6 separate regions of the Homo sapiens genome follow, and regions 2, 3, 4, 5 and 6 are each linked to region 1. A link is a contact called in ENCODE Hi-C or POLR2A ChIA-PET data. All regions are on one chromosome and are shown on one strand. Each heading gives the region's core, a stretch centred on a gene start or an enhancer-like site at or near the end of the contact. The rest is flanking DNA. Distances are from core to core; before and after follow the strand shown.

Evidence for each region. A loop is a pair of places that touch in the nucleus more often than their neighbours do. ChIA-PET counts read pairs that join two places held with the same protein, here RNA polymerase II (POLR2A). Pooled maps may share reads with other maps.
Region 2: a loop to region 1 is called in a pooled map, with 8 times the contacts of the local background. The contact joins the promoter of TANK here to the promoter of NR4A2 in region 1. A Hi-C loop is called at or near these places in 3 of 168 maps with a recorded cell type or tissue (CD4-positive, alpha-beta T cell, CD8-positive, alpha-beta T cell and naive thymus-derived CD4-positive, alpha-beta T cell), 2 of 37 single-sample maps with no recorded cell type and 12 of 50 pooled maps. POLR2A ChIA-PET finds 5 or more read pairs at or near these places in 1 of 52 experiments (naive thymus-derived CD4-positive, alpha-beta T cell).
Region 3: a loop to region 1 is called in a map of naive thymus-derived CD4-positive, alpha-beta T cell, with 9 times the contacts of the local background. The contact joins the promoter of RBMS1 here to the promoter of NR4A2 in region 1. A Hi-C loop is called at or near these places in 2 of 168 maps with a recorded cell type or tissue (CD4-positive, alpha-beta T cell and naive thymus-derived CD4-positive, alpha-beta T cell) and 6 of 50 pooled maps.
Region 4: a map of B cell shows a loop between it and region 1 (19-fold over the local background). The contact joins the promoter of STAM2 here to the promoter of NR4A2 in region 1. A Hi-C loop is called at or near these places in 4 of 168 maps with a recorded cell type or tissue (B cell, CD8-positive, alpha-beta T cell and naive thymus-derived CD4-positive, alpha-beta T cell), 3 of 37 single-sample maps with no recorded cell type and 14 of 50 pooled maps.
Region 5: a loop to region 1 is called in a map of natural killer cell, with 12 times the contacts of the local background. The contact joins the enhancer-like site here to the promoter of NR4A2 in region 1. A Hi-C loop is called at or near these places in 4 of 168 maps with a recorded cell type or tissue (B cell, CD8-positive, alpha-beta T cell, naive thymus-derived CD4-positive, alpha-beta T cell and 1 more) and 9 of 50 pooled maps.
Region 6: a loop to region 1 is called in a map of gastrocnemius medialis, with 10 times the contacts of the local background. The contact joins the promoter of BAZ2B-AS1 here to the promoter of NR4A2 in region 1. A Hi-C loop is called at or near these places in 1 of 168 maps with a recorded cell type or tissue (gastrocnemius medialis) and 7 of 50 pooled maps. POLR2A ChIA-PET finds 5 or more read pairs at or near these places in 1 of 52 experiments (RWPE1).

What each region holds. Positions count from the first base shown.
Region 1 is chr2:156,331,055-156,334,136 of GRCh38, forward strand. NR4A2 (nuclear receptor subfamily 4 group A member 2) reads right to left here and starts at 1,667. Exons shown (of 8, transcript NM_006186.4): 1 at 1,426-1,667. RefSeq lists a silencer at 1,419-1,618 and an enhancer at 1,849-1,928.
Region 2 is chr2:161,158,961-161,162,042 of GRCh38, forward strand. TANK (TRAF family member associated NFKB activator) reads left to right here and starts at 1,468. Exons shown (of 8, transcript NM_001199135.3): 1 at 1,468-1,526. TANK-AS1 (TANK antisense RNA 1) reads right to left here and starts at 1,330. Exons shown (of 3, transcript NR_187173.1): 1 at 1,172-1,330; 2 at 205-276. RefSeq lists an enhancer at 1,178-1,941.
Region 3 is chr2:160,492,140-160,495,221 of GRCh38, forward strand. RBMS1 (RNA binding motif single stranded interacting protein 1) reads right to left here and starts at 1,668. Exons shown (of 14, transcript NM_016836.4): 1 at 1,150-1,668. The coding sequence starts at 1,224. RefSeq lists an enhancer at 1,209-1,729 and a silencer at 1,916-2,095.
Region 4 is chr2:152,174,157-152,177,238 of GRCh38, forward strand. It overlaps STAM2 (signal transducing adaptor molecule 2), which reads right to left and starts at 1,607. Exons shown (of 14, transcript NM_005843.6): 1 at 1,447-1,607. The coding sequence starts at 1,486. It overlaps LOC105373689 (a long non-coding RNA gene), which reads left to right and starts at 1,377. Exons shown (of 3, transcript XR_923477.3): 1 at 1,377-2,401. RefSeq lists enhancers at 1,145-1,194, 1,245-1,384, 1,545-2,068, 1,545-1,964.
Region 5 is chr2:160,401,827-160,404,908 of GRCh38, forward strand. The region is part of intron 1 of RBMS1 (RNA binding motif single stranded interacting protein 1); the gene reads right to left. Among named protein-coding and RNA genes, the nearest start is that of MIR4785, 4.5 kb to the right of the region's middle. Within about 2 kb of position 1,630, at least 8 of the 41 ENCODE cell types and tissues checked have a DNase peak (open chromatin) inside an H3K27ac peak, as active enhancers do; they include CD8-positive, alpha-beta T cell and natural killer cell, where a contact is called at or near this core.
Region 6 is chr2:159,613,779-159,616,860 of GRCh38, forward strand. It overlaps BAZ2B-AS1 (BAZ2B antisense RNA 1), which reads left to right and starts at 1,516. Exons shown (of 2, transcript NR_110588.1): 1 at 1,516-1,675; 2 at 1,972-3,082. It overlaps BAZ2B (bromodomain adjacent to zinc finger domain 2B), which reads right to left and starts at 2,770. Exons shown (of 37, transcript NM_013450.4): 1 at 2,464-2,770. RefSeq lists enhancers at 721-1,249, 2,306-2,832, 2,460-2,539, 2,790-2,859.

The sequences.
Region 1 (3,082 bases), core at 417-2,916:
ACATTTATGATGTAATGAACTGGCCCCTTTGCTACAGTGTAGGTGGAGAGGTCATTTCCATCTTAGGTTAATTCAGGACCTGAGTATGAAGACTAGAGTATGAAAATACAGCATTGGAACCTTCTCTTGCATTTTTTTTTCTTGTGGTGAAATTGCCTTTTCTTTTGGTAGAGGGGAAGAAAGTAGAAGTCAAGAATATAAAATGAGAAAACAATCTTCCCCCTTACAAAATGTTAGAAAGGCCTTGACTGAGAAGGCAAGTTGAGTGGAAGCATCCGCACTTCTAAAGTGCTTTTGACAGAGCACTGGGATTGGAGCTACAGATAAATTGATGTTCACTTTTCCAGAAAACTTGTCTTTCAGCATCTTTAATGGTCACAAGGCTTAATGGTCACAAGGTGGGAAGAGGGGATCTACTTTTCCAGGAGCTTCTTAGGTCAATTGCAGAGGGGGGACATACTGCTTATATGGTATTGGCACCAATATTAGAAGTGTTTCCCAGCACAGCAAGATGAACACCTTCCCCATAATGCCTTCCACAATCTGCCTTTCTGGAACAAGGCATTCTTGTGTCCTAGCAATTTTCAGATGTTCCCACTTGGAAGACATTCTAGAGCACAGACAATCTTATTACTAATGAAAAAAGAAAGCCAGTATCCTCTCTTTTTATTCTTTCCCCTCCCCCACAATCTTGCTTCATAGTGGTGGTGGGGGTGGGGGGAAGATTACCCAGAAAAAGCAGAAAGGAGACTCGAACCCCACAGCCCTTAGAGATATTCCTGTGTTGGATATTAACCCCCTGGTAGCTCCACAGTTTCATAACTGTACTCTTTACATATTCATATTCTCGCTCTGATACATTCGCAAACCCAAGGACAGCATATGTCAAAACCAGAAATTTCAGGCAACTTAGTAACAGGACACGCTACCAACACCACCCTTACTCAACAATACCCGGGAAACATCGCGCGCTGGCCAGCCGCGGAGACACAGTTCCCAAGCAACGCATAAACTGAAGAACTTCCTCTCCCTGTCAGTTTGTGGGCAGCTTCCCTCGTATACATAGGACTTGGAGTCTCCGTGTTCACAGGCCACAATCAATTCCTCACTAACAGCAAACTTTGCGCACATTTCCGCGGGCTAGTCCTCAGCTCCCAAACTGTGGAGTCTCCCTTCCACGTCCACCAATGAGGAGCCTGGAAACCTCTGTCGAGAGCCAACTCCCCACTAGTGCCAAAGCCGGAGTTCGAACAAATGCCCCCCGGTAACTGCGCGCACGCACTCCCCATCCTTCGGTCCCACTCTCACTAGAAGCCTCTGGCTCCCACTTCCAGAGAACCTGTCCCACACAAGTGGAAAGAAGAGACGTGCAAAAGAAGGAAAAAGCATAAAAGAAGGCGAACTGCATGGGCTGCATCTACTCACTTAGGAGTTCTCCGCGTCTGTCTTCATTCATTCAACTCTGCCGAAGTGCAGTTCCCTCTGGGAGCCCGGGCGCCGGGGTCGGGTAGGGGTGGGAGAGCTGGGCGAAGGGAACCCGGACACCTCACGGAGGGAGGGAGCAGGGACAGGCGGCCGGCTGGACAGGCAAAAGGGACCGCGGAGCCGTGCGCGAGCCGCCGGGCGGACTGGCCCTGGCCGCCAATGTGCCTTTGTTTATGTGGCTTGCGCTGCCGCTGCCAACATGCACCTAAAGTCTCCGCGCGTCAGCGCGCGTCAGCGGCCCGCCGCCCAATCGCCGCGCTGCCGCGCTCCCTGGACTCCTGGCCCGCGCTCGCTTTGGTATATTTCCGACCTGACGTCACGAGCAGGGCCGATTTTAAGGTGGGAACCGCTCTGCGTTCACCTTGGTAGCCAGCTTGGGTGGTTTTTGGTGTTTTTTTTCTTTTCTTTTTTTTTTTCCGAAAGAGGTGTGACCTCTCCCAGGTCTGCGCAGCCCGCAGCGTCGCGACACTTCACTTTCCCCGAAGCCCCTGCGCCCGCGCAGCGGCTCGGCCGCTCACATGTGGGGAGGGTGCAACAAAAGCACCGGCGGAAGGCAAGGCCGGCGTGGCCAGGTAGTACGCACCTGGAGCCGCACGGAATGGGATGTGCCTTGCAGCGCCCTAACCTCTCCCACCCACCTTCGTCACCCCCTTAGCGGAAGAGCGTACAGATGTCCCATGACACGAGACGCTCAGAGGGCTCACGCAGTTCGGGTGGGATTTCCCTACCCGGTTCATCCCCTTTTACTCCCTTTTCCTGTCCCAGGCCTCCTCCTCTTCTGGCATATATTCATTCTAATTATCTCTCTCTCTCACTCTCTCTACCCCACCCCCACCCCCCACACTCCCATCTGAAAGGGAATGGGAGTGGGGGTAGGGCTTATTTTTCTATGTTTCCTTATTTCCATGCAGTGCCCACGTTCGATGGAGGACGTGGTGCTTGCGGGGGGGGGGGAGAGGAAGGGGAGAGGGTAGACAGTGACCGTGACCCAGCTCTTTAGAAACCCCAAAAGTCAGAGTGAAGCGTCGCCCCTTTTCCTTTCGCAGACAATGCAGCCGAGCAGCAGGCAACAGGTGCGCCTTCTGCAGAAAGGTACTCTGATTCCCACCTTCTGCAAACTCTAATACTTTCGATACTCCTCTGTGCCCACCAACTCGTACCCCTTCCACGAGTTTTAAGGGAATAAATCGATCTTCGTTTGAAACACAAGGTCTATCACAGCCTCAATCTTAGAGCCCAGAAAGACTGGACAAGAAAAGCGAAGCGGGTGGGGATTGGGGGCAGCGTCTCCGCAAAGCGTAAGGTGTGAGCCTACAGCCCAGCCAGGAGAGGGGCCCGAGCTGGCTCTGGGAGCGTGTCCCACCCCCGCGGCCGTCCAAGTCGCCGCCGCTTCTGCTTTGCAAGTCATTTCCCCTAGCCACGCCGAGAGCGCAGGGAGCTTTCTAGCAAAGGAAACGCCGCAGCTCCGGAGGGCAAGCCCCCTCCCCGTCTCCCGGCCGGAGCTGGGAGGGCTTCCTAGGGCTTCTCCCGCGGGGCTTCCAGCGGCTGGGCCTTGGGAGGGAGAGTTCGGAGCCGCCCCCGCTTTTCTACTCGCGCA
Region 2 (3,082 bases), core at 218-2,717, 4.8 Mb after region 1:
TCATCAGGGAAATGCAAATTAAAACAACAATAAAATATGACACACATCTATTAGAATGGCCAAAATCCAGAACACTTACAACACCAAATGCTGGCAAGGATTTGGAGCAACAGGAACTCTTATTCATTCCTGGTGGGAATGCAAAATGGTAGCCACTTTGGAAGACAATTTGGCAATTGCTTACAAAACTAAACATTCTCTTACCTTATGATCCAGCAATCATACTACTTGGTATTTATCCAAAGGAGATGAAAACTTATGTCCGCACAAAAAAACCTGCACACAGATATTTATAACAGCTTTTTTTCATCACACTGGGGTGAGGGATGTTGATAATGGGGAAGGGCTATGCTTGTGTCGGGGCAGAAAGTATATGGAAAATCTCTGGACATTCCTTTCCATTTTGCTGTGAATCTAAAACTGCCCTCAAAAAAAGTTTAAATAATTTTTTTAAAGCAGTACTGTATTGTGATGTTTAACTCAATTACTTATTACAAGAAAACTATTCAACTGGTCAAAACGTTATATATAAGAAGTTTCTGTTTGTTAAAAACATTGTTTCAAATATATTTAGGCTTTGACTTTTAAAAGTATACAGCAACATTCAAGATAACTAGACAGAATGCACTGCAACTTGGCAGGTTTTTAAATCCTTGGACTTACTGGCCTAAGGAAAGATGTGTAAACATCCATGATTCAGAAATACAGGGAGAAATTGGGGCAGCCAGACCTCATCCTCTTGCCCTAAAGGGAAAAGATATCTTTCTTGCGGTATCTAAGATATGAATCTTAGATAATATTCATGCATGGCTAGGAATTGGAATAATGGGAAAGTCTTAATTCATGGGAAATTTTCTAATAAAGTTCCACCTCCATTTCCAGCCATTCCTCTTTAACAAATACATTTAGTGAAAAATACTACCAGTTGGGGAGAAACCAAATGGGTATGTGTATATGTAGTGTTTCTCAGAGTGTGGACTTTAACCACGTTTAATTACATAAATTTACGAGGATCTGTTGAAAATGCAGGTTCCTGGGCTTCACTCCAGTTGCTCTGAAATGAAAGCTGTAGGAGTCGGTTGGTGAAACTACATTTTGTTTCTCAGGTGATTCTTGTGTACTCTAACTCATATATAGGGTGATGTTATTTATTTACTGGTTATTTATTTACCGGTTATTTATCGTTTGGCAAAAAAATCCAGCAAAGACTCACAAGTGACCTTTACACTTGACATAGGATTCTCTTCCGCTGCTGACGCTTTTTTTTTCTAAGAGGCGGGGACTTGGCTGGGCAGGGCTGGGGGAGGGCGCTAGGCGGGGCGGGCAGGGGCGGGGCAGAAGAGCCCTGGGCTGGGTGGGGCAGGGCGGAAGGGCCCTGGCCTTGTTGGGTGGAGGTGAAGAGTTAATGGCTCCGCGCGCAGGCACTGCCCTCTGAACTGGAACAAAATGCAACTTCCGGTTGGAGTCACTCGGCCAGGCGCCGGCGACCTGAGGGGAGAGGGAACGCAGCTGAAAGCGTGAACTGTGTGAGTAAGAAACTTTGTGAATTGGTGTGTCCGAATCCGTCAAGCACGACGTCGGAGAATTTGTATGCGTGAGCGAGAGGGACGCGCTGACAGTAGGGGCGCCGCAGGGAGAGAAGCCGAGGAGCAGCGGAGACAACCAATTTGCAGTTTGGGGAGGGATTTTGTGCGGGAGAAACCACGCGAGTCCTTCCCCCGGAGCGGACTCCTTGTGGGTTGGTTTCCGGGCCCGCGATGTCAGCATAGCATCGTCGGCCTCTGCCCCAACGGCTTCAAGGGAGGGACTCGTCCCGGCTGCTTTGCCCGGGAAATGGGGGTGGAAGGGCCTGCGGTGTCGAGGTGAGCAGTGGACCCTCCAGGAACATTCCCGACTTCCCTTCGGGAGAGAGACTGCCTCCTAGAATCAAGTAGTATCGTGGTTACTCTTTCGAAAACTTAATTGGTTCTTTCTGTTGTTTTCCCAAGGTGGTTGCACAATTCCCCTCTGCCTTCCTGTGGGGTGTCATCATAGCCTGGTCAATGAGAAGTTGGGTAACTTCCCAGAGGGTCACGGAGGGAGTGGGTGGCCAAGGCAGGAAGAACAGAAGCCAACCCCGCCCACAGTGGGAACCCAGGCGTTAGGTAGAGTCCTCACGCCGGTGTAAACTGACTAGCAACGAGTTACAGGCAAAAAAGCTGTGCTTTTCTAGAAGTAGAAAGGGGGAGGATAATCAAAGAAGAGCTGTGCCTTTATTGTTATGCTATAACGAGCAAAAGTAAAGCAGCCTTGCTATGTAAAGTGGTGTTTATCTCACCTCACAGGAGATGCTTTTGACAAGTTATAATAAGGGAGAGATGGTAGTAAAGGAAGTGAAGAAGCGACGTGAAATTGAAGGAAAAGAAAATGACCTGCCTTCTTACCGCGGTTGGAATACACACCCAAACGAGAGGTAGCAGAGAAGCAAGCAGTGCATTCTGTTAAAAATTATTGTGTCCTCATTTGAGAGAGGAGGGATCCTCAAATAATACAACTATGTGCAAAGCAGGAAGTGAAATCCTTCTCAGTCCTCTCCCCAGTTGTAATCCAAGCCTTCCACATCTTTCCTGTATGTGCATAACCATGTTATTTTGCTTTCTTATGAAAATGAGATTATGCATACTGTTCGATAATCTGTTTCAGATTAAATATATATATATGGTGAAAGTCTTGCCATATGTAGCTCTATTTTATTGTAATGTTGGCGTGGTACTGCATTGTGTAGATGTACCAAATTATAGTTAACTGTCACTTACTATGTCCTGTCCGTATATATTGCCCAGTATTCTTCAAAATTATCTGTTTCTCATTAGACTACAGATTTCATTAATCCTTTGTGAAATATATGGCAAATATTTTCAAGAATTATCAATGCTTTGGTTTAAAATGCCCAGGCTTTTTATCTCAGGTAAGAAGGTAGTCCCCACTCAAAAATTCTTAAAATCTTCTCCTATATTGCCTGTTAATTCTCTTTTTATGATTTACTCATTAAAACATCTGAAAATGATTTTTGTATGCTAAGATAAGGATTTAATTTTTTTCT
Region 3 (3,082 bases), core at 418-2,917, 4.2 Mb after region 1:
TCCCAAAGAAAGTTCGGACACTGCATCCATACCTGATTCTTTTGTGATCTAGAAGGGCACCCAGAGTTGTGATAGATGTTAATGGCTGAAGAAGGCTGCTGCGTCCAACTTCCACCCTCCCAAATTCTGGCGGCTGCTTCCAAAGCAGTGAAATTTCCAGTCTTCATGGCCCAAATAATTTTTTTAAATGAGTTCGGGAGGCATCAAATTCTTATTGTAAAAATAAGATAGGCCCACTAACAAAGTACCCAGGGTCCCTAGAAAGCCAGGCGCAATTTGTATGGCTACATGTCATCAACTGTTGTTACCCAAGAGTGTGCCGAGGTCACTTTTTAAAAAGCAACATTGGAAATCGATCTGTGGCAAACATATAAGCTAGTTTTGTTTTTGTTTCTTTTTTAACCAAATACGAAGTCACTTCTTTCTCTGCACTGAAATCTGCCCATTGTCCCTCCTTTGCAAAACCTCTAGAGATTAGAAGGGACATCAATGAACGCGAGTGAACTTTGGCCACTTTTCTACCCAAAACACCAGCGTAAAAGTAGAAATCAGTAACCAGGTGAAGTGCCACACCGCACAAAGATCAGAGGCGAGGGGCGGGCGCTCAGGGCCGGAGGCGGGGAGGAAAATATCCCGGCCCCGCCGCCCCTCCAGCCCCAGTCATCGCGTGCGCGGGAGGTGGAGGGGCGTCCCTGGGGGGCGGGAGGCTCCGCGCCACGGCGAGGGGAGCGAAGAGTTACAGCTTACAGGGCGAGGCCCTTGGAGAAGGGGTCGAAAAGCCGGGCCACCAGCGGATCCAGACGCGCACACCAGGCGACGGCCGCCGGCCAGCCAGGGCTCGGCGAGGGGCGCCGCTCGACCCCACGACCCTCCCCGCTGGCCGGGCCAGGAAGGGGCTGGTGGCTCTTTCCTGTCTAGTCTCTCCCCCCGCGGCTTTCTGTAACCCGATCCCCGCACTCCGCTCCCAGGGAAGCCGCCGCCCCGCGCGCCGCCCGGCTCTGCCCAGGCCAGCGCTATAGTTAGCAACCTTCCAGCAACTCCGCCCGGCGGTGGCGGGGGTTCGCCGCGCGCCCCCCTCCCCAGGCCTGACCCTGCGCGCGTCCCCGGGCCCCCTCCTCCGGCCGTCACCTCTCCCCGGCGCCCCTTTACCTTGGCTTGCAGATACTGGGGGTAATAGTAGGTGGCGTACTGAGGGTACATCTGCTGTTTCCACACTTTGCCCATGAAGCTGGAAGGGAGCCTGCCGTGCAGGGTCGCGGACACTTTGGGGTTTCCAAGTCTCGGGCTCTCCTGCCTCTCCCTTTCCGGCGGCGGCGGCAGCGGCGGCGGCGGCGGCGGCTGCTGCTGCTGCCGCTGCTCCACCTCCCAGCCGGGACCAGACGTCCTCCTCCTCCTCCTCCTCTTCCTCCTCCTCCTCCTCCTCCTCCTCCTCTTCCTCCTCCTCCTCCTCCTCCCAGGCAGAAAGAAAGACACTGCAGAGCGCAGAGGGCACCCCGGACAGGGCGCTCCCAAGGAGTTTCCTCCCGGAGCCCGACTGCTCCGGGGCTGCCAAGGGCTGGCGCGCTGGCCGCGGTCCGCTCGGGCGAGCCGGCTGCGCGGGGCTGAGAGGTGATCAATACAAGTGGAAAGTGCGGCAGCGGCGGCTGCGCTTGGTGCCAGGCGGCATCTGGGGTGGGTGCGCCCGATGTGGAGAGAGGAGAGGGGCTGGCGTTCCGAGGCCGTGGGGGAAGGGCGGGCGGGGGCGGGGCCTGGGCGCCGCCGAGCCCGGGACCCGCTGGAGGTGAGGGCTGAGTTTTAACCACTCCTCACCTCCCAGGCTCGCGGTTGGACGGGCGGAAGCCCTGTGAGTCCAGATCGCTTTGTGTCGGGGGTGGGGAAATGGGAGTGGGAGTGGGGGTGGAGGGGGAATGCGGGGGGACCCAGCTTAAGAACTGCAGGGCGGGCACCTCTTTTGCTTTCCCGAGTTTTTATCTTCGTAAGGGGGAGGGGAAATAAGGGAAAAGAGGAAATCTGATTAATCGTTCACTTCCCACCGCCCAGTAATTTTTTTTCACAAGGGAAGGAAAATGATTTAATGCCCAACAAAGCTGGAGTCTGGACACCTGGGTTCTGTTCCTCCCACCCACCCCCGACCCGGGGCCACAAGACTAATCTAGGTGACCTTGGGAGGGTTAGCGTCCTTCGGTTTGGTTTTCCCAGATGTGAGACGTGAAATCATGCCCCTTGCACAAGGGGAGGCAAAGCACATACATACATACACACACACACACACACACACACACACCCCTCACAACATATAGACGGATCCTTCTAAGAGGGGGATGCCGCAAAGAGGCAGAATGTTATTAGAGGACACAATATAGACATCAGCTTTTCTCTGCCTCTTTCTAATGCTGCCAGACAGTCTGTCAACTCCCACTCAGGAGCAAGGAAACTCCCTGAGTTTGGAATATTTTAAGGCCATTTTGAAAGTCACGCTGGCATATTGTTGCAGTGTGCTTCAGTGACATATAAAATCAATCTCTCTTTCTGCCTCTCTCCATCTCCTAATTGTCACAGCTCTAGACAGCCTCAGACCAGCAGTGGTTCAGTTCACTACATAACTAGATATAATTTAATGGAATTAATTGGTCCCCGAAGCTGCCTGCAGAAGACTTTTATATTCCAGCTCAAAAAGAGAGCTAATACCAAAATGTACATACGGATAGCATAGGTAAGCAAGCATCCTCAAATTAGGGTTCCGGCACATCTAATAAAATGTAATAAAAAACTGTGTTTGTTATTAAATAGACCTTGTTTACTTTGTCATTTTGGTTTTTGAAGAGTCTTTTGTTAATAGCACAAGGTAAATTAAACTCAACTGGAATGCATTATTTTGTTAAACAGTTATTATTTTTATATGATAACATTTTAAAATAGGTTTAGTAAGATACTTTAAAACAATGACAAAATAAGGACCTGAAACCCTTATAATCGTTCTATGGTTTAGACAAATTTCTAGATCTTACATGTTTGACAAAAACAAAATAAATATAAGTATAGGTGAGAACATTTTGGCTCTGCCAGGAGGCAAATCATGTCC
Region 4 (3,082 bases), core at 357-2,856, 4.2 Mb before region 1:
AACAATGAACTTTCAAGAAAAATTTATATTGAAGAAAAGAATTCACGGTTTTTAAGTTTTAAAATCATTTGTCTAATTCTATTTTGCGCCTTCTGTTTTATTTCATTAGAACAGAATCAAAGTGTTCATAATAGCAATTTTTTAAAAGTACAGGTTGCACAAAGGTTGTATGATTCAAACAAAAGAATACTGCAATGAGGCGTTCCAAAAGGAAACAGTGAGCCTTAAGAGTGATGTTTCCCAGATTTACGCCAGTCACCTGTATTCATCCACCAAAAAAAAAGTTTAATGAAGTAAGGAACATACATATTTGAACTATTTACATATATTATTTGACTCAAACATGTTTTTTAAAATGGCTTAGGGGATTACACAACGTATCAGAATAGGGCACTTTCTACAGTCTCCTAATAACCAAATGTTAACTATGAAACAGGGGAATTACTGCTGAGATGTGCAGTATTCTTCTGAGTCTCCCCGCCCCAACCCCATTTCCAAGTTCTAAAAATTTACCTAGGGTTCTGTTAACTACTGCTACAAAAACAAACAAAAAACAAACCTGTAGTCCCAGCTACTCGGGAAGGGGAAACGGAGGTGGAGGCTGAGGTGGGAGGAATTCTAGTCGCACCTGGGCAACATAGTGAGACCCAGACTTTCGAGAATACATACATATATTTCTCAGTTTGTTTTAGTGTTACTCAAATTTCCTAAATAATTTCGTATATATCTTATCCATGTTTTTCTCATTCTATAGTCACTGAGAGACCAGCGCTTTATGACTGCAACATGTAAAATACTTGTTGTTCTGGAGTGTTTTGAGACTGGAGATTTCCTTTTCATACTCTAAAACCGAACATCTCCTAGCACCCGCGCAATCTTTGCAATCCGGGGATGAAGAGCAACACCTTTACAATTGTAATAAATCTTAAAGCTACCCTATCAGGGATTGAATGCATGAGTAATATAAATAATGGGGAAGTAAGTTCTTCCTATTCAATGCGGTTGTCTAGGTGTCAAGTGTCTAGTGTTGGGCTTCTCTAGACAGCAGGGTCTCCACTGCTGCATCATCTTCAGAAAACGATGGGGCAAAGACGGAGGTAACCAGCTGTCGAACGAGCAGGAAGTTTTTAATCACCAACTCCACAACTACTTAATCAGTCCAGTCTCCAGCGAGCCCTAGGCTCTTCCCAAATCCTACGCTTGGCAAGGAGAACGGCCCTTTGAGGGTCCCCAAACTCAGGCGGCAGGAAGCACTCCCCAGACCGCTAGCGACGCGCCGAGGTTGCCCCAGAAAAATCCCAACGTCGAAGGAGCGGGCGGCACCGCCCCTCCCCTCCCTTCGCTTTGCTTCCTAGTCCCCGGAGTCGCTACCGCCCACTTTCTAGCCGGACAAACAGCAGTCCAGGGCCAGGCACACAGCAGTCCAGGACCGGGCACAGCACTCACCCACGTCTTGCTCGAAGGGGTTGGCGGTGAACAAAGGCATCTCGCCGGCGCCCGAGCCCTAGTCGCTGCTGTCTAGCTGACACTCAGCAACTGCTACCCGCCGGGTGACCCGCGGCCGCGGCTCCCTAGACCGCTCCGCTTCGGCCTCCGTCCCTGCACTTCCGCCACCGCACCTGCCCGGCTCTTGCCTGACAGGCCGGCTCGGAGTCCACCCTTCGATCCCGCGCTCCTGTCCCAACTTTTCTCCCGGGGCGAGATCCCTCCGACCATGGGCGTCCTCCCAAGGCCTTTGTCGCTGCCCCTGTCCCAGACTTTTGTAGGGGTCAGGCGGCCGCTACGGCCACCTTTCCAGCGCTAGGACCCCGGCTAGCCACGAAGCCGGGGACCTTCGGAGCCGGAAGTAGTCCCGCCTGGAACTGGACGACCCCGGAAGCTGCAGTGCCAGCGGCGGCGCGGCAGGGGGCGCGGTTACCCGTGGTTTTTCGCGTTGGACGACGGGCTCTGAGGGCCAAGTTCTTGTCACGAATTTAGTTTGTTTCAGAGCGGCAGGACTCGTAGCTAGAGAACGAGGACCCACGACGCGTACGCGTTACAGTCCTGTTTCCCTAGAAACGGAGCTGCCGGCGCGGAGGTGGCTTTGAGATTCTGCGAAAGACCTGACTGCTCTTCAACAATTATTGTGTTGCACCCTCCCAGGCGCCCAGTCCAAACCCCGTCAGAATAACCACCCGGGACAGCGGTGGTCGAAGTAACTACGCCTAACTTTTCGCTTTCCATCGTGTCCCCTCCATAAAAACACTGCTGGGCCCCCGGAATCCAAAGGCGAAGGAGGCACACTCCCTGCCTTAGACTTGTTGAGAGTTTTATAGGGGCAGTGCATAACGTACATGATGGTGTATGACGATTCGGATGGTAGTACGAGTCATAAACTCAAATTCCAACAGCATCCAGCCAGGTATTTAAATGAATGCAAAAGCCCAAGCACCCTTCCCACCCACATATTCTCTGTTCCTCTTAGAAAACTGTAGTAATGATTATGTTGCCTGTCTCTCCTCCTCATTAGATTATAAACTCCCTGATAAGTTTTGGTCACTACTATATCCCCAGCGTCTAAAACAGTGTCCCAAGTAATAGACGCTCAATGCTTTTCGAATGAAGCTGTAACTTTCTAACTGAACAGTGCGTATCTAAAGATGTCAACTACTGGTAAATTGCAGCCATTTATTGAAATGTGGGTCCTACTAGAGTTTGCAATTTTTCAATGATGTTTAAATGTTGAGAATTACTCCAACATTTTAAATAATAGATTAATCAAAACCATTTTACAAACTCTAGTATAAAGACCTGATGCTATAGAGAGCTCATACACATTCAGAAAGGTGGTTGCATTTTATAAAGTTCGGGGCACAAATGAGAAGGAATCGTGCAGAAGGGGCTGTTTTTCATAGAACGTTGAACCTAGGGATGTTCAAGATAAATTGGGAGGCCGGGCATGGTGGCTCACGCATGTAATCCCAGCACTTTGGGAGGCCAAGGCGGGCAGACTGCTTGAGGCCAGGAGTTCAAGACCAGACTGGCTAACATGGCGAAAAACCGTCTCTACTAAAAATACAAAAATTAGCCAGGCATGGTGGCG
Region 5 (3,082 bases), core at 380-2,879, 4.1 Mb after region 1:
AGGAAGCAAATTCTGCTATCGAGGGCATAAACCATGACCAACTGTTTAAAAATATGGTGGGATCCACTTTTCTACTTCTTGGTACTTTCTTTTTTTAAAAAAATGTGGTTGAGAATTTCATTTTCAACCTCAGGTCCTTACCCTTTTTCAGGCTGCCCCTCATTCTAAACACAGTCCATTCTTAGAGGCTGTAAACACGGTCCATTCTTAGGCGACTGTGTCAAGGTCTCCCTAGACCACACAGAAGTCTCCTAGGACCACCCGCTGTTGCTTGCTCTGTGGGGACATTAATAATAGCACCTTAGAAGGATTAACAACTACCCTGTGAAGTGGGCACTATTATCTTTACTTAGCAGAAACTCAGACTTAGGGAGGTTAAGTGAAAAAGCATGCAAATGGTAGAGCCACAACTTAAGCCATAGTCTTTCAATTAGGTAGAGTGCAGGCGGAAGCATGGACCAAATGGTTCAAGGAGGTAAAATGTGAAACGTGCGTTATCAGGGCCTAAGGAATATGCTAAGGGGCAAACTTTTCAGTGGAAAAAGTAATAGTATGTCTTATTATCATGATTTTTTTTATAATGAGTTTTAAAAAGCGAATTGGATTTCCCTGAGAGAGGGCTGCTAGATTTAGCAAATTCAAAAATGCAGTGTGATGAAAATCTGGGACATACTTATACTAAAAAATTATTCACTGTTTATCTGAAATTCAAATTTAACTCAGTGTCTAGTATGTCATCTGTGAAAGCCTTTATAAAACAAACAAAAAAACACTAATACATTCAAGAGCTACAATTCCCACATCTGAAATCTGGACACTGTGGGCCACATGTCTTTGGGAGGCCAAGTAAAGGGAAGTGTAGTGAGGCCACAGCTGTTCTTGACGGGCTTTCTTTTTCCTAGTAGCAGACACAGCCCTTGACTCCAGGGACCTAGCTTTCACCATGTAGGCCACTTAAGATGTCACTGCCTCAAAACTCCAGACCTTCTCTATATGGATGCTATGAAGATTAAATATGACTGAGGTTTATACATCCTTAAAATATTTATTTATTGGGTGAGTACTTTATAAATATATTCTCAGAAACCTGGATCAGATAGACTCTTACCCTCCTAAGAAAGGTCTCAAAAATAAAAGTACTAATATATGGTGAGCCCAGTTGACAGTAATCTCTAAAAATAAGGAAAAGTAAAAAACTAGAAGTATGTTCAAAACCTGAAGTGAACTATGGAACATGTAATGAGATGCCAAAACGGTCCCTAGTAGAAAAAGTGGACAATCACGATGAATTGTACAGTTTTCAAATGGCTATGTATGGGTAGATTTTAAAATATCATCATCATGACTCATAGATCCTACCTGACCACAAATACACAGAGATAACATAACATAAAAATGGGCCAATACCTTACTTATACATACCAATTTACCTTTCTGCTACTCTCCACTAAACCTCCAATCTCTGTAGCTTGAAGACGTTTACTTTCTTTAAAACAACAACAAATTGGGACTGTTTCAGGCAGTGTTCATTTAAATATCTTCTATGCACAAGTTTAATCTTCAAACTTTAACAAAACCCAATCTACTAAACACAAATTGCTGTGAACAGAAACTGCCTGAAGAGGATTAATCAACAGCTTTGTATGTCATCCTCTAAACAAGGCCAAACACTGAATCACTGTTGAATTCCTCACGTGCAGCTACACCCAGTTAATCTTGAAGAAGGCAGTAAACTATGTAAATCTACTTAAACTGGGAAGATAAGTACTTCCCTCATCAAAAGTTAGCAACATTTAACAAGTACAACTATTGGAGGGCAAGACCATTAAACACACACAGATATAAACACACACATACACACATGCAGAAAAATTTTGCATTCACTCCCCTACCTCCAAAACCCTACTGGAAACCACTAGGACAACATACTGCTTAGCAAAAAAGGCCTTCCTACATGCCACGATGTGCAGAAACCAAAGTATGGTTGGTTTGTAACTTAGCTACCTCAAGAAAGCAGTTCCAAAATGGAAGGAAACAGGAAGAGGAGTAGCTAATAAAAGAATTCAAGAAACAACACAAAGGAAAAATGAAAATACCAATTTTCTATATCTAAAAGCCTTTGAGTATAAATCACTTTTTTTGTTTCAAAACACACTAAAATATTTTCATAGCTACAAAAGTCCTGATAAATGGTTTCATTTTGGTTTTTGGGGTGCTCTTTTCATACGATCAGATTGGATTTGCTTAATGAACACCATATACTTCAAAGTCACAGTCAACAGTAATAGAACGTACACATTTGTCCACTGAGACTTGAACCAATCATCTTTATTTAGATACTGCCTACTCGGTTATCACTCCATTCAAAAGCTTCTCACTTTGACTTGAGCTGAGCAGGTGTATTTCTAATGTGCTCACAGGCCTGTGAGGCAGGAAAATCCTGTTGATCCCAGATGATGCCAGAGATCAGTACTCCCTGATGCCCTAGCTACACTACGTGGGGGCAGGTGAGAGATGAGTACCAACCACCGCTGCTTTAACTGAAACTAGCTCACTCCTACACAGTCGACCCTCCGTATAAAGAGGTTCTGCATCCGCCTACTGTGGATTAAAAATATTTCAGGGAAAAGCAATAAAAATAGCAATAAAACAATTTGAAAATAATACAGTATAACAATTATTTACATAGCATCTACATAGTATCAGGTATTATAAGTAATCTAGAGATTAAAGAATACGAGAAGATGTACATAGGTTATATACAAATACTACGCAATTTTATATCAGGACCTTGAGCCATCCTGGAACCAATCTTCCTCGGATGCTGAGAGATGACTGTATATGTAAAATGTAGAAAGCTTTAAGAGTTGTACAATCATTCAGTACAGCCACATTTTTATATCAATGCTGCTTCCAAACATCACAAACTTACCATCTGTATCATCCATTTGCTTCATCATTCACCTCCTAGCTCACAAGTTCTCCCTCCCCAAAAAGGTGGGAGGAATCCCTAAACTGGACTTCTGAGATTAGAAGGGTGATGGGCTATGATGCAGATAAGTTCTCTATGGGTTGCTATTGA
Region 6 (3,082 bases), core at 266-2,765, 3.3 Mb after region 1:
CTATTTAAACATTTTTCACCTACCTACAATTCACATAAATGGCAGACACTCAACTCAGTCAAGCTTTCTATATAGCATATTACATGAAGCAAATTCCTGGATAAATAGATAACACCAAAGAAGACTGCTACAGAAATAAAAACTTACCATATAGAACATAAATTTCTGTGTGTTACACAAACCTTTTCAATGTATTCAGAATTGTTTCTATTAGCTTTTTTTAAGTTAATTGTAGTCAGTGTTTTTCCCTCAACCCAGAAGACAAAGAGAATGCAAATTAAATACAGACAGTTTCATGTCCTTGTTAGAAGAGATGTAAATATGCTGACTGAAAATGACTACAGGAGACAGAATTCCACTTTCCCATTCAATATACAGTGCCTCTTATTTATATACTAGTCAGTGTATCATTAAGCTTGGTCATGTGACCAAACCAACTTTTGTGAGGCGAAAAACTATGTTAGACAAGCAAATTAAAACAGTGCTAGTTTTTGTTTATCTGTTCATAATGGCTGACAAAGAGTTTATAGCTAGCGATTATAAAATAACTTTTAAAATCAATTCTGCCTCTTAAATACTCAATAATTGTTTGACTTAATATCTGCTACTAAATTTTAAAGTATCCATTATCTTAAGGTATTTTCCATAGTCATTTCTTTTCAAAATGTAAATAAATAATAGAAAAAGAAAACCCCAGAACATTTTATTAGAAACGGGGAGCCAGATAATCTAAAATAACCATACATAAATATTAACCAAGCTAATTTTCAAAAAATCCATAAGGGAGAGTGGAGCAAATAAGAAAGGGAATATACTGACTACAGATAACAGTTGAAACCTTTAAATTAAAAAAAAAAGTACACAAAAACCAGATAAATAACAAATGACGCACAAGTTTTTTACCATTTTTTGCATATAATCTTCCACCTGTTACCAAAACATACAATACGCAGACTTCGTATACTGATTTTGAGAGCAAAACACAAAAATAAGCCACACAACTTATCAGTAACCTGTAAGTTACACAATCCTATAAAACAGGAGAAAAATTAAGCAAAAAATTTACTCTTGGGAAAATTTCTCCGTAAAGTTTACATGACGTCACTGGGCCCCCTGAACATTCCCTAAACTTTGAGACTTATCCAGACACACTTCCTAATACTTCTTTCCTTTCCTCAAAAATAAAAAAGAGAGAGACTTGGGAATAAAATTGCCCAAGATGGCGAAACGCTTGTTGTTTAGAGGGCAGGAAAAAAAATGGAGGATATTGTAATATACACAAAGGGATAAATTTCAACAACTCGGCCAAGGACTGCAGCTGCTTCCCTCTTTATAAGGAAGCAACAGACAAAAGATAAATACAGAGGGAGAAAGAAAAGAAGAGAAAATCTCCCAAACAACAGAGCCAGCTCTGACTCTTCAAACACTTCCTTCCCCTTCTCAAATCCCAATTCTGGGGTTCGTGAAACTACTTAAAGGGGAGGGAGCCGCGAAAGAGAACGGGGGCTGGGGGGAGGGGTAGCGACAAGAAGATTAAAAGAGGGAAGCAGAGGAGTTGGGAGCTGGCGGTCGTTCCCGGGGAAGAACTGCTAAAACATGAGACCAAGGCACAGACCTTACTGTATGAGAAGCAATGCTCCTCAAACCTTCTGCGTGCTGACATAGACCTTCCCAGGTATCCAGATCTTTTCCCAATCCCACCTGCCCCACCCCCACCCCCGCTCATCTTCAGTAAACTCAGAGCCTCCAGCTACACACGGGAGAGCTAGAGGCCCAAGCCGGGGAGTGGGGGTGGCAGACGCAGCTCGTCAGTCCGACAGGGAAGAGGGGGCGGAGGCAAAAAAGGGCAGCAGGAGGCGGACGGGGGTGGGGGGTGATCCAGAAACTACCCCGGCAGGGAGTGGGGGAGCAGCGGATATTCCGGGGTAGGAACGGCCATCGCAACGCTGACAGAGGTTGTTTTTTAAGAAGCAAAACTGTTGGCGGCGACCTGAGCGCTGGAAGCCGAAGGGGAAGAGGAAGGAGACGCGAAGCCAGGGCGGCCGGCACAAAGGCGGCGGACTCGCGGCGGCAGCGCCTGCCCGGCCGGGAGCACAACCCACGGCCCTACTCCAGCGAAGTCCCGCACCGGCTTCTAGGAATAAAGTTTACGTTCTCCTGAGGCCGCACCCCCCACCTCCCACCCAGGACGGCACATCTCCGTGTCCTCCTCCCCCAAACTCCACTCGGGACCCCGAGAACCACCCCAGCCTTCCGGCCACCACAACAAAGAGCCGCACCGACCGGCGAGGATAAACAGCGGCGGAGGGCGAGAGGGCGGCGGGGCGAGCGCCTCCACGCAGCAACTCCGGAGTCCCCCGCTTGCCCGAGCGCAGTTTCTCCGCTGCTGTTTCCACCGGCTTTGTAACACTGGGAATTTACATCCTCACCCGCACCCCTCACGCCCGAGGATTTTAAACTCACCTTTACTCTCGAACTGAGAGTTGCGGTAGATGGGATTTTTGCCTTTTCCCCAGATGGTTGAAGGTTAAGATTTTTGGAAACCCCACCACCTCCTTATTTCTATTATTATTTCTGCAAGAAAAGTATAAAGAGAGTTGTAGTGGAGGTGAGATTTGTGATCGGGAAAGCCTTCGACTCCCTCCTTCTCCGTCTTCCGCCTCTCTCTCTCTGATTAGTTCCTATCCAGCAGCAGATTGAAGCAGGAGATGATTCTTCTCAAGGTTTGTTCAGCAGCTTCACTTCTAGGCGAAGGCTTCATGAACCAAGTGACGTCAACCAACAAGGCTTCTCTCTCTCTCCTCTCTCTAACAATGAAAGTTGCTGTTAACAAGGGAAAAAAAGAGAGAGAATTGTTTATACCATTTCAGTTCCAATAATAAATGACCTATCAGCTCCTAAAGGAGCCAAGGGAGGGGGTTGCTTCTTCTTTCCAAGAATACTGTAGCTTTGAGTTTGCACCGTTCCTTGTCCCAGGAAAAAGTTAAGAAACTTAAAATGTTTTGTTTTGCTTTTAAAGAAGACAGGACAGAAAACGGGATTTAAAACTTAGTTTTTAAAAAAACAAAAGCTACAGAGTAGG